Linked DNA regions of Mus musculus: region 2 is linked to region 1. A link is a contact called in ENCODE Hi-C data. All regions are on one chromosome and are shown on one strand. Each heading gives the region's core, a stretch centred on a gene start or an enhancer-like site at or near the end of the contact. The rest is flanking DNA. Distances are from core to core; before and after follow the strand shown.

Region 1 (6,040 bases), core at 1,389-3,888:
GTTTTCCGTCATGGCAGAATGTTCTATTAGCCATGCAGGTCTATTAGCAGGCAGGGTCCTGTGGACTCATGAAAGGCCCCTTGGAAGCTAGAACTCTTTAGATCACACCAGCCTCCTGGTTTCCAATTAGTAAGTCTAAAAACCATTGACACTGTTTCCTAAGGAGAAAATGAGCTCTCCTGCTAAGATAAAGACATTCCCGTTTTTCTCCTTACATGAATAAAGACGAGTCTTGAATCCTCACCCTAGAATATCCCTGAGTGAACTGTCAGTATCACCTGGACAATGAGATCTCCATGAGATGCTATCGAAACAGCTAGCAGCTTGAAGCTTCACGACTGTGCCTGTCTATAAAGAGCAAACACTGACGTCTAGATCCAACATTGGCTTTTACAAATAATCCAAGCCTCCCAGTGAACCTCCTGGCTATGCCTCTCCCTTACTAGTCCTTATTCATTGCAGCTTCCACAAGAACCAAGGTTCTGGAGGGCAGATGTAGAACTGCAGTGAACTTCCCTACCCTTCCTCTGTGCTCTACTATTTAAGGAACCCTCCCCTGCCCCTGGTGTGTGTGTGTGTGTGTGTGTGTGTGTGTGTGTGTGTGTGTGTGTGTGTGTGTGTGTTGGAGATCGTGCATGCATATAAGATCCTCCTACTTGATTCCAATTTTGCTTCTTATATAGTCTGGGCAGTGAATATTCACATCCTGACTTCATGTTGACAAACTTTCTCCCACCCCTAATCACTCCCATATGACACTTTAACACACAAATAAGAAGAAAGCCAAAACTGCTTCTTGGGAATAAAAACATGCATAATACCCCCATTTCTGCATATTCCATACTGCACTCTCCAGAATTAGCTGCCCACTGAAATTTACCTTTTGTCGAACACCTGCTCATTGAAGTTAGCTAAAAACATAGTCCCTCCCCTTCCTCCCTTGTCTCAGGTTATGAGAGGTCAATTTCCTGGAGTTGATGCTTGCCAGAAAAGCTGACCTCAGCAATAACCAGACATTTTAATTTTAATCAACACAAAAGTGTTGAACTGAACACCTCACGGCTCTACATAAAGAAGGTAAGATGTGCAGAACCAGGACACCAGAACAGGCTGCTCTTTGGAACACGGGGTCACCCAGGCTCCACCTGTTTGGGGCCCACATACCCCAAAAAACACCCACATGCCCTGAAAAACAGGGCAAAAGGGAAAGATGGACATTGAAACGCAAAAGCCTGCTTGCCGCCTTCTAGTGTGCCACCTTGTGGTTAATAAGACTATTCCTTTCTCCATCTGTTTCTCCGTTCATACTTCAGGCGGGAGGACTGTGTAAATAGAGAATTCCAGTATCTTGGATTGCCATCTTCCTGCTTTAAACAAATAAAACAAACTGAAATTCCTTACATGGTTTCTCATCCACTAGATTCAGTAACAAATGGATTTGTTGTCTTTTACTTAACAGTGCCTAACTACATTTGTTAAACTCTAGCCCTCGCAGCCACACTACCAGATGGTTATCTGCATCCTGGTATAGATCAGGAAACTGAGGCTCAAGGAAGTGAAATGTTCTCAAGGCCACACATCTATTAAGAGGCATTCAGGATTTTAACCCTTGTACTACATACATTACCTTCATAGGATGCTTTGCTACTGATTTTTTTCGCTGTAAACTTCTGGTATGCCTAGGCTAAGTCTAAGAACGACACGCCATAAGCAATTGTTTGCTTCAAGTTCTCAAGACGCTAATCAAGACCCTGATGTGACCGATAAAGACCAATAAAGACACATCTGCCTGTAGGGCAGCAATCTGGAATCGCTGCTGGGGCTCACAATCTCGGTTTTCAAACTGGGAGTTTATCAGCTCCCTACAGCTTCGTTCCCCATTGCTCCGCCCCTGAGTTTGACAGGGTAAATGAGTGGCCCGCCCGGAAGACTAGGAGGTTGTGCTCTACCTCACAAAGAGAAATTGGTTCCCAAAGAACATAGACCAGTCAGTCCCAGGCGAGGGTCACAGAGCTTGTCCTATGGATAACAGCAGGGTCCGAACACACAGAGAAAAGCAAGCAGGCCCAGATTGAACTGGTCCTCCGACTCTGTCCTTGGCTCCGCCTCCACCACGCCCACACTCCCGCACACCCACACCCACACCCACACCATCACACCCGCCTCATTTCACACCACGTTTCCACAGACACCCTCTATCTTCACAAGGTCCTTCTCTGACCCGGCCGGCACGGATTGTAGCTCCCGTCAGGCTCTATGTCTTGCTCGCCCTTACCTTCCCCACTCTGCCCCTACCCGTCTGCCCGGCTAGTTTCGATCCCCTCCCTCTGATTCCAGAGCCGGTCTTCGCCCCGCCTGCCGTCGGGTTCCAGACCTTGCCCCGCCCCTCCTCTGGCTCTAGACTCCGCCTTTGCCCCGCCCTCAGGCTCCTGGGCCCTCCCTCTCTCCTCCATCCTCAGATTCCAGCCTTCACTCAGATTGCAGGCCCCGCCCTCTCCCGCCTTTCCTCAGATTGCAGACCCCGCCCTCTCCCGCCCGTCCTCTGATTGCAGACCCCGCCCTTCGCCAAGCCGGCAGTGACGTGACCCGCCCTACAGCCGCGGGATTCAAACTCCCGGAAGCGGTGTCCTGGTTGATAAGTGGTCTGCGGCGGCGACGCGAGCGCTGTGTTTGTCTCAGGTAGTGAGTGGTCCCGGCCTCGGCCGGGGAGGGAGGGGAGGACAGCCGGGGCTCGTTAGCCCCTGGGCAGGACTAGACCTCCCGGGAGGAGCGCTGGTGAGCAGATCACGCCGCAGGACTCCGTCTCCCCTGGCTGGAATCGCTGGAACACATGCTGGCTCCCTGAGAGACCCCGCGCTGCGTTCCTGTCGACCGCCGGCCCGCAGGCCATCCTTTCGGCTCCTTTGAACTTGGCGGTATTATCACTTTCTTAACAGAGAGGTTACCGCGAGGCCAGTGACCTGAGCCAGGTCTCTCAGGTCTCCAGTGCGGTCAGCCTTTGCTTAGCAAGCGCTTCTCTTTGCAGTTTTTTATTTTCCTGCCTCTTTCCTGACCCCTCGTAGATTTGGGAGATTTACTGAACGGAAATGCTTCTTTAGACTCCTGACCAGAATGACTTAGGTCCCTTCAGTCGAGTCAGAGATTTCCAAGCAGCTGCCTTTAAGCTCTTGTATGCCCCCCCCCCCAAAAAAAAATCAAAACACAGTTCTTTTGAACAGTTGTTGATTGAAAAAGAAAATGTTGTGAGCAGATAGTACTGACTGCTAGCTTGTGTATGTATGGTGAGTTCTGTGTCCCATATTAAATTTAAGAGAGCACATCCTGAAGGAGATTCCACTAGGACTGGGTAGGGACGTTCCCGAGTAGAAGAACTTTAAAAAAAAAAAAAAAAGAACTTTATGATCGATTGGAATAGAAAATACTGGGAAAGGAAAGACTAGGTGAGAGCAGGATTGAGATGAGGAGGAGTGTGTGCTGGGTCAGCCTAGACAAGAGTCAAGAACACTAAGTTTTTAGGAATCCTCTCCAAAAGTTAGGATGCAAATGTCCTGAGGGTATTTTCAAACTGTTAAGTCCTCCTTCTGACGTCAGCAGAAGCCCAGGGAGAAACGTTTGTGGTAGCAGGTTCCTAAAACACGTTAACTGTGCATTTGCCTCGGCAGATTGTACTAGCAATTTTACTTGGTATTTGTCAAGATAGTGGGCAAAACCAGGTTGAATGCATTAATACAGATTTCGTTCAAGTTTGTTTATGCAGTTCTATTATTTTTAGGCTGATTTTATACAGGACAACCTCACACTCACCGCCCTAAGTAGATTTTCTTGTAGTGGTAGCTTTTATGACTATTAGTATTAATTACAGTTTAAGAATATGTGAATCTCCTTTTCTTTTGTTGTATTGCTGTTGCCTGCTACACTGTTCTGAAAGCTTCCTAGCATCCGAGACTCTATGTTGTTTCTTCTTCTTTCTGTTGCTTTAGCCAGCTTATATCCAGTCCCGATTAGGTTACCTGGTAAAAAGGCTTTGTAGTAATAGTCTGTGATTTGTTTAAACAGTTTTGTGCAGCTAGGCTGCCTTCAGTCTATGCAAATGAGGCTGGCCGTGAACTCCTGCCCATCCTGCCTCTACTTCCTGAGTGCTAGGATTATTAGCCTGTATCACCATAGCTTTGTAGTAACAGTTGAATGAAGGAAGGTCTTATCTTCCTTTCAATTCCATGATCACCTTGCCTTCATTTTTATCTCAGGACATATGAGAAAAATGGTTTTATTAAATCTCTTAATGGAGAGCTATTTTTTACATTATTTATATATACAGTGTATTTTACTACACATCTGCCTGCCTAGAGTTTGTATTCTACATTTGCTTCTAAACTCTCATCTAGTACTATTAGCAGATGTGAAACTTGGCCTAACTTCATTTGCCCATTCATTTCTTTCACCCCCCCCCAATCTCTGAGAATTACACCTCTTTTTCTATAAATGTCTTGTGTTGGATTTTCTCACTTCTTCCTGCCATACGCTCTAAAACGAATAAGATAGAGTTCTGTAGCCTCCCCCAGCCTTGAAGCAGGCTGATTCAGACTTTGCTGCCACTGAATATGAGGTCACCTGGGGTGTAGCCTTCGACTTAGATGGCTATATTATGTCAACTACAGATGCTCTTCTCTGAGACTCTGCTACCTGCTGAGAGAACCTTGAGACATCCCGGAGACACATCCTATCCTGCATGTCGCCTACTTGTCTTGGCTTCATCATTCTTTTCTCAAAGTCTAAGTCTCTTTCAGCCCCACCCTGCCTTCCAGAAATACCCGGTTCATGTAGGCCTCGGGCGACTTACATCAGAGTTCAACTACACATACCTTCTAAAGCAGAGAGCACACGTTGAGTTCATGACTATAAACTCAGAATTAGAGTTTTTATTCTTGAGTATGATATCACCTTGAAAGTGGAAGGCCTGGGGACCCTTCCACTGATTGTAAACCAAAACTTTCTGTTAATTTACAGGTGCCTGTAAACCTATAACCTGGGAGGCTGAAGCAGGAGGCCTGTGAGTTCGGTGCCACCCAAGTTACGTAGTGAGTTCCAGACTCTCCTGGGCTGCCTTGAGAGATCTGTTCGCAAATATCAGCAAAAACAAGTATGCAAATTATATTTCTAGAAGGTAGATATTTCCCTTGTATCTACCACCTAAGAGTTTTAGATTCATAATAACACCCTAAAAAGCTTACTCAATTTTCTTTCCGGACCCCACTGATTTGGATAAATCACTTCTATTTAGAGCAGAGTACATTATAAGGCCTCTGCCAAGCCTGAGATATGAAAATTTAAACTCAGACTTCAAAAGCAGTTGAATTTTTAAAAATCATTTTTTGTATTTTCACAGATCATTGCAACGATGTCTTCAAGAAGTCCCAAAGATTTAATTAAAAGCAAATGGGGATCAAGGCCTAGTAGCTCCAAGTCAGACACTGCATTAGAGAAATTTAAGGGAGAAATTGCAGCCTTTAAAACATCCCTGGATGAAATCACCTCTGGGAAAGGAAAAATGGCCGAAAAAGGCAGAAGCAGACTCTTGGAGGTAAATGGTCCTTGAATCCTTTAAGGTGAATACACTCTAGAAAGCGGTGTGTGTGGCTTTCTGATGCTACAGTCTTCTTCTTCCCGTTGCCCGCGCTTGACCTGATCTCTTTAGGTCTAGAAAGCCGATCTTGAATTTGGAATCTTAAATTCCTGCTTTGATTTTTCTGACCTTTAGACATACTTTAGTTCTTGCTAAATCTCTCTTTTAAAATGCAATTGAGTATGTGTTTTGGGGTTACCAGGCATTAAGTTGTTTCAGAAATAAAGACATGATTAATAGTTTTGTATCTTATATAATATAATGTGCTATGATCTGGTTTTTTTCCCCTCACTTTTAAAAGATTTATTTTTTGTGTATGAGTGTTTTGCCAACATGTATGTGTGCACATCATATGCATGCCTGGCACCTGCAGAGGTCAGGAGAAGGCATAGGGTCCCCTGGAACTGGAGTTTGGGT
Region 2 (6,009 bases), core at 769-3,268, 240 kb before region 1:
GACATTTGACTACTTGTGAGGAGTCTCTGCGTTAACAGCTGGATCCCTGCTGCATGCAATATGAAGCTACTCTGATGCTGGCTGAGAGCAGTGGATGTGTAGTGATATAAATATGTATAAAGAGATGGCATTATACCCATGCAACCATTTTGCAAAGTGTTAGTAATAGATTCCCTTCTCATGCCTCTAATCTCCTCAGCTACCAGCACTTGATCAGATTTGCAGTACTAGGCGTGAGGACTGTGGGGCGGTCCTGGAATCCAATCAAAACACAGCTGGTTTCCTCCATAACCTTTAGCTACTATTCCACCAATGGGCAAATCTTGCTGGGCCAAGAATGATTGTAGTTCACAGCTGTGTAAGACTGTTGATAACTTTTCTCCCTCAGCAGCCTACCTACCACCTTCTGGCACCAGGAAAGTTAGCCAGCAGGAGGATGCTTCTAGCTTGGTTCCAGCTAAGTTTCTCCATGTCCTGGGACCAAAGTATATTCCTTGTCAGCAATAGGGTCTTACTACTGAGTGTCGGTGGGCCACCAAGAGCAATGACAATATCTTGTACTGTTTAAAGGATCTCAAGGGCACCTGTGACCAACAATTTATGAAGCTGTATCCCACACCAGGCACTGGGGTTTTTGTTTAATTACCTGTCTTTAGGTAGGGGCACTATATGCCTCCCCTATACCCACGGAAAGTACTTCCGGTCAAACTAAGCAAAGGTAGGGAAAGTACTTCCGGTCAAACTAAGCAAAGGTAGGGAAAGTACTTCCGGTCAAACTAAGCAAGGGTAGGTTTTTGACTTGTCAAGGAATTCTTACTATATAAGCCAAGCTTCACTGAAGGCTAGAAACCTTCCTAGCTGGGAGAAGGGCTGTCCATTCCTTCAGTGATTCAGTCAGTGACATGTCGCCCTTGCTCCTGTAAACAACCTCCCAACCAAGTTCATGCAAAGAACGTTAATTAATCTCAGCAGGGTTACACACAAAAGAGGGAGACTTCTGTGAGAACTAGCAAGAAGGGCATAAAAGCCCTCACATTTGAATACTCCCCAAGTGCAATCAAGTATCAGTATGAAGGAACAGGGATGGGGATGAGGCTTGTGGCAGAACAGTTGCCTAGTATATCACACTCCACAGAGAAAAGAGGAAGGGAAGGAAGGAAAGAGGGAGCAAGGAGACAGGAGAGAAGACAGCAGAGAGGGAAGGGGGAAAACCAAACTCAGTGTGAGTCTCAGAAGAAACAGCTCATATTCAAGCCTTAGCATAGTATCTGTACAGGCCTGATGCTATGCAGGAATGATACCCCAACCAGTGGTGATGCTGGCCGTGCACCCACAGTTTGAAGACCACTGACTTTAAAACCCCTGTGTGATATTCTATTTCCAAGTGGTTAGGTGGGGAAACCGGGAAAAGAGAGTCCACAGGGTGTCAGCACTAACCATTTGAATGCAAAATAGTGTGAACCAAAGTCTCCACCAGGATCATATTGCCTTCCTCTGAGGGTTTTTCTCCCCTTATCAAACATCTGTATTTTGTGTTTACCAGCAACAAGATCCATGCATCTAAAAGCAAATCAAAGTTCCCCGAGACCCCCCAAGCAAGTGCTGTCTGTGGCCCGTGAGTCAGGGGCTGAATTTCAGAGCAGATGTAACAGGCAGGGTGACAATGGGCTGAGGCTCAATTCTTGCAAACTACTTTGCAGGGGGCTGGGGGTGTAGAGGGATTGCAGTTGGCACACGCCACCCCCCACAGGCACTAACTTTCCTTTTCCTCCTATAGTTTGTTTTGCAGTCTCTCTTAATCCTTAGTCTCTGTGAGAGAGAGAGAGAGAGAGAGAGAGAGAGAGAGAGAGAGAGAGGTGGAAATGAGTTTTCTGTAGTGTTGACTTTCCTTTTGAATCCATGGTGGTGCGGTGATCCCGGGAATGGGTTCTTTCCTCTCCTTTTCCCGTCCTGTGAGTTCTCAAGTAAGTAGCAAATGATTTCGAATGCATGCCAATTGCTGTGGACAGCTGCCAGGGGAGAAGTGAAAATAAACGGGTGACAGGAAGTGTCACAGTTCACAGAAAGGGCAGCGGGGATCCAGCAGAGTGAGCCCGTGACACCTCTGGGTCCGCAAGGCTGAAAGATGTACCCGCCAGACCGGGCAGCCACAAATCTAGTAGTTCATTAAGTAAGGGGAAATGCTCCCAGAAACTGCTCCCGCTTCTAACACCCTTTGTCTCTTAATTTTCAAACTCTGAGTTCATTCCTATGTCAAGCAGGCCTGGCTGAGCCTCTCTACACAGCCTCTTCATTCCTGATGTTCACCCGAGGCCGGTCGATGAGCTTCAACTCTTAAGTGATTTAACAGCCCAAGGCTTCTAGGCTTTATGATACATGATCGGTGAGAACTCAAAAATAGCACCAACACCAGCATGAAGAATGGTGAAAACTGGAGAGACCTGCGTGGAACTCTGCCCAGGGAAGGGGATTACAAGGCTGCAAGGGGGATCTTTGGGGATAAAAATGATATTAAAAGTTAATCAGGAGATAAAATAAGATGTCAGAGCTGAGGTCAAACATATCAGTCAGGCCAGTAAATGTAAATGGCCTTAATTTACATGCATTTCTAAAAAAAAAGGGAAAGAAAAAGAAAGAGAAAGAGAAAAAGAAAGAGAAAGAGAAAGAGAAAGAGAAAAGAAGGGAAGGGAAGGGAAGGGAAGGGAAGAAGGGAAGAAGGGAAGAAGGGAAGAAGGGAAGAAGGGAAGGGAAGGGAAAAGGGAAGGGAAGGGAAAAGGGAAGGGAAGGGAAAAGGGAAGGGAAGGGAAAAGGGAAGGGAAGGGAAGGGAAAAGGGAAGGGAAGGGAAAGGGAAAGGGAAAGGGAAAGGGAAAGGGAAAGGGAAAGGGAAAGGGAAAGGAAAAGGAAAAGGAAAAGGAAAAGGAAAAGGAAAAGGAAAAGGAAAGGAAAGGAAAGGAAAATTTCCAGTCTGGCTGAGAGCAAAATCCATCTGAGTACCAAAGAGGCTACTCTGAAGGCAGAGCTCCTGAGAGAGTAAAAATAGACAACAGGCAAAGATCTTAACATAAATGCAAATTAAAGTTCAAAAACTCAGCTTTCCATCTTGATTTCTGATAAGACAGGGCTGTGACCATACATGTTTGGGTGCACATACCTGTGTACCCATGCATGCAGAGGCCAGAGAGACACATGTGCACATTCGTGCAGAGGCTGGAGAGTATCACATACCTGTGTACCCATGCGTGCAGAGGCCTGAGAGACACATGTGCACATGCAGGCAGAGGCTGGAGAGCATCTTTCTGCCCTGAGAGAGGGTATGTCACTGAACCCAAAACTCACTGTTCTCCAGCTACACTGGCCTGCCAGTGAGCTCTCAGAATCTATTTATGTCAGTGCCCCAATGCTAGGTTACAGACATACACAGCCACACCTGGCTTTGTGGAGGCTGGGGATTTGAACTCAGATTCTCATGTTGATAGAGCAACCTGTGTTACCCACTGAGGCATCTTCTCAGCCATGGGGGAAAAATAATGTTAAGCATCTTCTAGATGTACAAGTTGGAAATACAGAGGTTTGGAGAAGTAATAACAGAAATACAAATAACAATCTATATATTCAGCTAAAGTAGTTAGTAGAGGGCAGTGACTAACATTAAAAGAGAGCAGTATCGCTAAATGTAAAGTTAAACAGATCAAACATCTCATTCAAGATACAAGAACAGCAGAGTAATGCAAAATAGTCTAGAAGGAAGGGATTAATGAAGATGAAAATAGAAATGAATGAATTTACAGGATGAATGAATAAACCCAAGGCTGAAATAATGAATAAAATATACAAACCACTGCTAAAATGGTCACAAGAAGGGGGACAGAGCACAAACCTCTAAAGTTAGAAATCCTGGCCCCTTGGTATGCAGCAAGTGACTATCAAAGCTGAGGAAACTTGAAGAGCAAACACAAGAAACTGTTTTTCTCAGCGCTACACAAAGTATTTGAAAATTTAGATGAAACGGATAATTTTCTAGAATAATATAGCCTACCTAAAATGACAGACCAATTAGTGGGAGAAAATAGAGTTCCCCACAAGAAAACACCTTGGCTCAAATAGTTTTACATGAAAAAGTTTACCAAGCCTTTAGGAATTAAGTAATACAGTGCTGCTTTAAGAGCCGTTTGAGCATAAATTAACTTACCAACTTACTAATTGGACAAAGTCAATTTATATGTATGGTTTAATATACAGATAATATATTAAATGCTGCTAGTGTTACAGAACAAAGCAACAAAATTCACTAGTCAACTTTGAATTATGCCAGGGATCGATCGATCGATCTATCTATCTATTTATCTATCTATCTATCTATCTGTTCATTTTCTGTGGTTTTGAAGGTCAAGCTAAGGACCCACATGTGAGACAACTGGTCTACCACTGAGCTAAGCCCCAGTCCTGGCTCTTTATTTTGAAAGTTGGCCATAAAGGAGAGAGAGAGAGAGAGAGAGAGAGAGAGAGAGAGAGAGAGAGAGAGAACACCTTACACGTTCATCTTGTTTTTCCTGTGTAAATTGTATCTTGTGATGAAGGTAAATCTTTCTCTACAGGAAATCCCAGCTAATACATGGAAAGTAGTGATAAATTTAGATCATCAGTCTGTGTAGTCCCTGACAAACCACAAGGATCTGAGCTATGCTCCTCAAAGGCTGCTCCCTTCTCAGAAGGAGAAATGATGCAGACCCGTGTCTCCCAAATGGAAATCCTTCATACTACTCATAATGCAGTTTGGGTTCCAAATCAAATCAGAGCTGGACTATGCCTGCAAGACTATAAACCTACACAATGCCTGCAGGTCAGCAGAGCATACTGGGAAAACCGTAGGGATGGCCTCAGCAAGACAGAGATGAAACATCAAGAGGACAAAGGACTCTGTGTCCTAAACAAACACACTGCCAGGAGAAAGAAGACACAGAGGGAAGAGCTATGGATGAGAAGAAGTTTAAGAAACATTAGGTGGTCTAACGTGTGGGTACAATTTGTACCCTGACTCAAATGAACATCTCTGCGACAGCAAGGGAAACATAGGTACTGGCAACATGCTATTAACATATTATAAACTTTTAAAGGAGAGGAATTGGCGTTATAACTTTTAAAAGGACACGAAGCACAGATTTTGGTGGTATATACCAAACATAGAGAAATGAAGTCATGCAGGGGCTAGAATTTGCTCCAAAAGTTTGAAGACAGACAGGAATAAAGGAGCTGCAGGTGAGGTTGTTACTGAGAAAGATTGCCCAAAAGTTAGTAGTTAAGGAGTCTCAGAACACCAGGATTTCCCCCATTCTGACCTTTCCCGGCCTTCTATATGTCTGAATGTTTGCAACATAAAACTTGCTTTGGTTTTATTTAAACTTACCTACCATTGGACCAGCAGCTGTGAGCCCCATGACCTAAAGTTTGAGCTCTATAACTGATGTAAAGGTGAAAGGAGAGACTGGGTTCCACAGATTTGTCCTTTGACCTCCATGTGCATGCTGTGGCATATATAACTCCCCACCCCTCACCCCAGTCCTCAGGACCAGCCCCAAGGCTGTGTTGGTTTGAAGTAACGCTCTTAAAGTCTCTGGCATCTGAATGCTTGGTCCCCAGTTGGTGGACCTGTTTGGGGAGGCTTAGGAGGGTGTGGCCTTGTTGGAGGAAGTATGTTTTTAAGAGCTTAAAGACTTGGGCTGTTTTGAGTTTGTCTGGTCTGCACTCCTGTTTGTGGTTGGAGATGGAAACTTTGAGCTCTCAGCTTCCAGCTCCAGCCACCACTTCTGCTGTTTGCTCTCCCCACCATTATGGACCCCAATCTTCTGGGACCACAAGCCGCCCCCTCAAAAAAATCCTTTCATCTATAAGTTGCCTTGGTCATGGTGTTTTATCACAGCAATACATTAGTAACCAATACAGTCATATTTATACAGTAGTAAATCAGTTTAACTTAGTTACCACCATAGGGGACTGCTCTTATTCCTTTG

Evidence for each region. Hi-C counts contacts between places; a loop is a spot of excess contacts on that map.
Region 2: a map of v-Abl transformed pro-B cells shows a loop between it and region 1 (2.5-fold over the local background). The contact joins the enhancer-like site here to the promoter of Cep55 in region 1. A Hi-C loop is called at or near these places in 1 of 37 maps with a recorded cell type or tissue (v-Abl transformed pro-B cells).

The regions. Positions count from the first base shown.
Region 1 is chr19:38,052,403-38,058,442 of GRCm38, forward strand. Cep55 (centrosomal protein 55) reads left to right here and starts at 2,639. Exons shown (of 10, transcript NM_001164362.2): 1 at 2,639-2,915; 2 at 5,008-5,164; 3 at 5,387-5,581. The coding sequence starts at 5,399.
Region 2 is chr19:37,812,582-37,818,590 of GRCm38, forward strand. No RefSeq gene overlaps it. Among named protein-coding and RNA genes, the nearest start is that of Cyp26a1, 120 kb to the left of the region's middle. Within about 2 kb of position 2,019, at least 2 of the 3 ENCODE cell types and tissues checked have a DNase peak (open chromatin) inside an H3K27ac peak, as active enhancers do.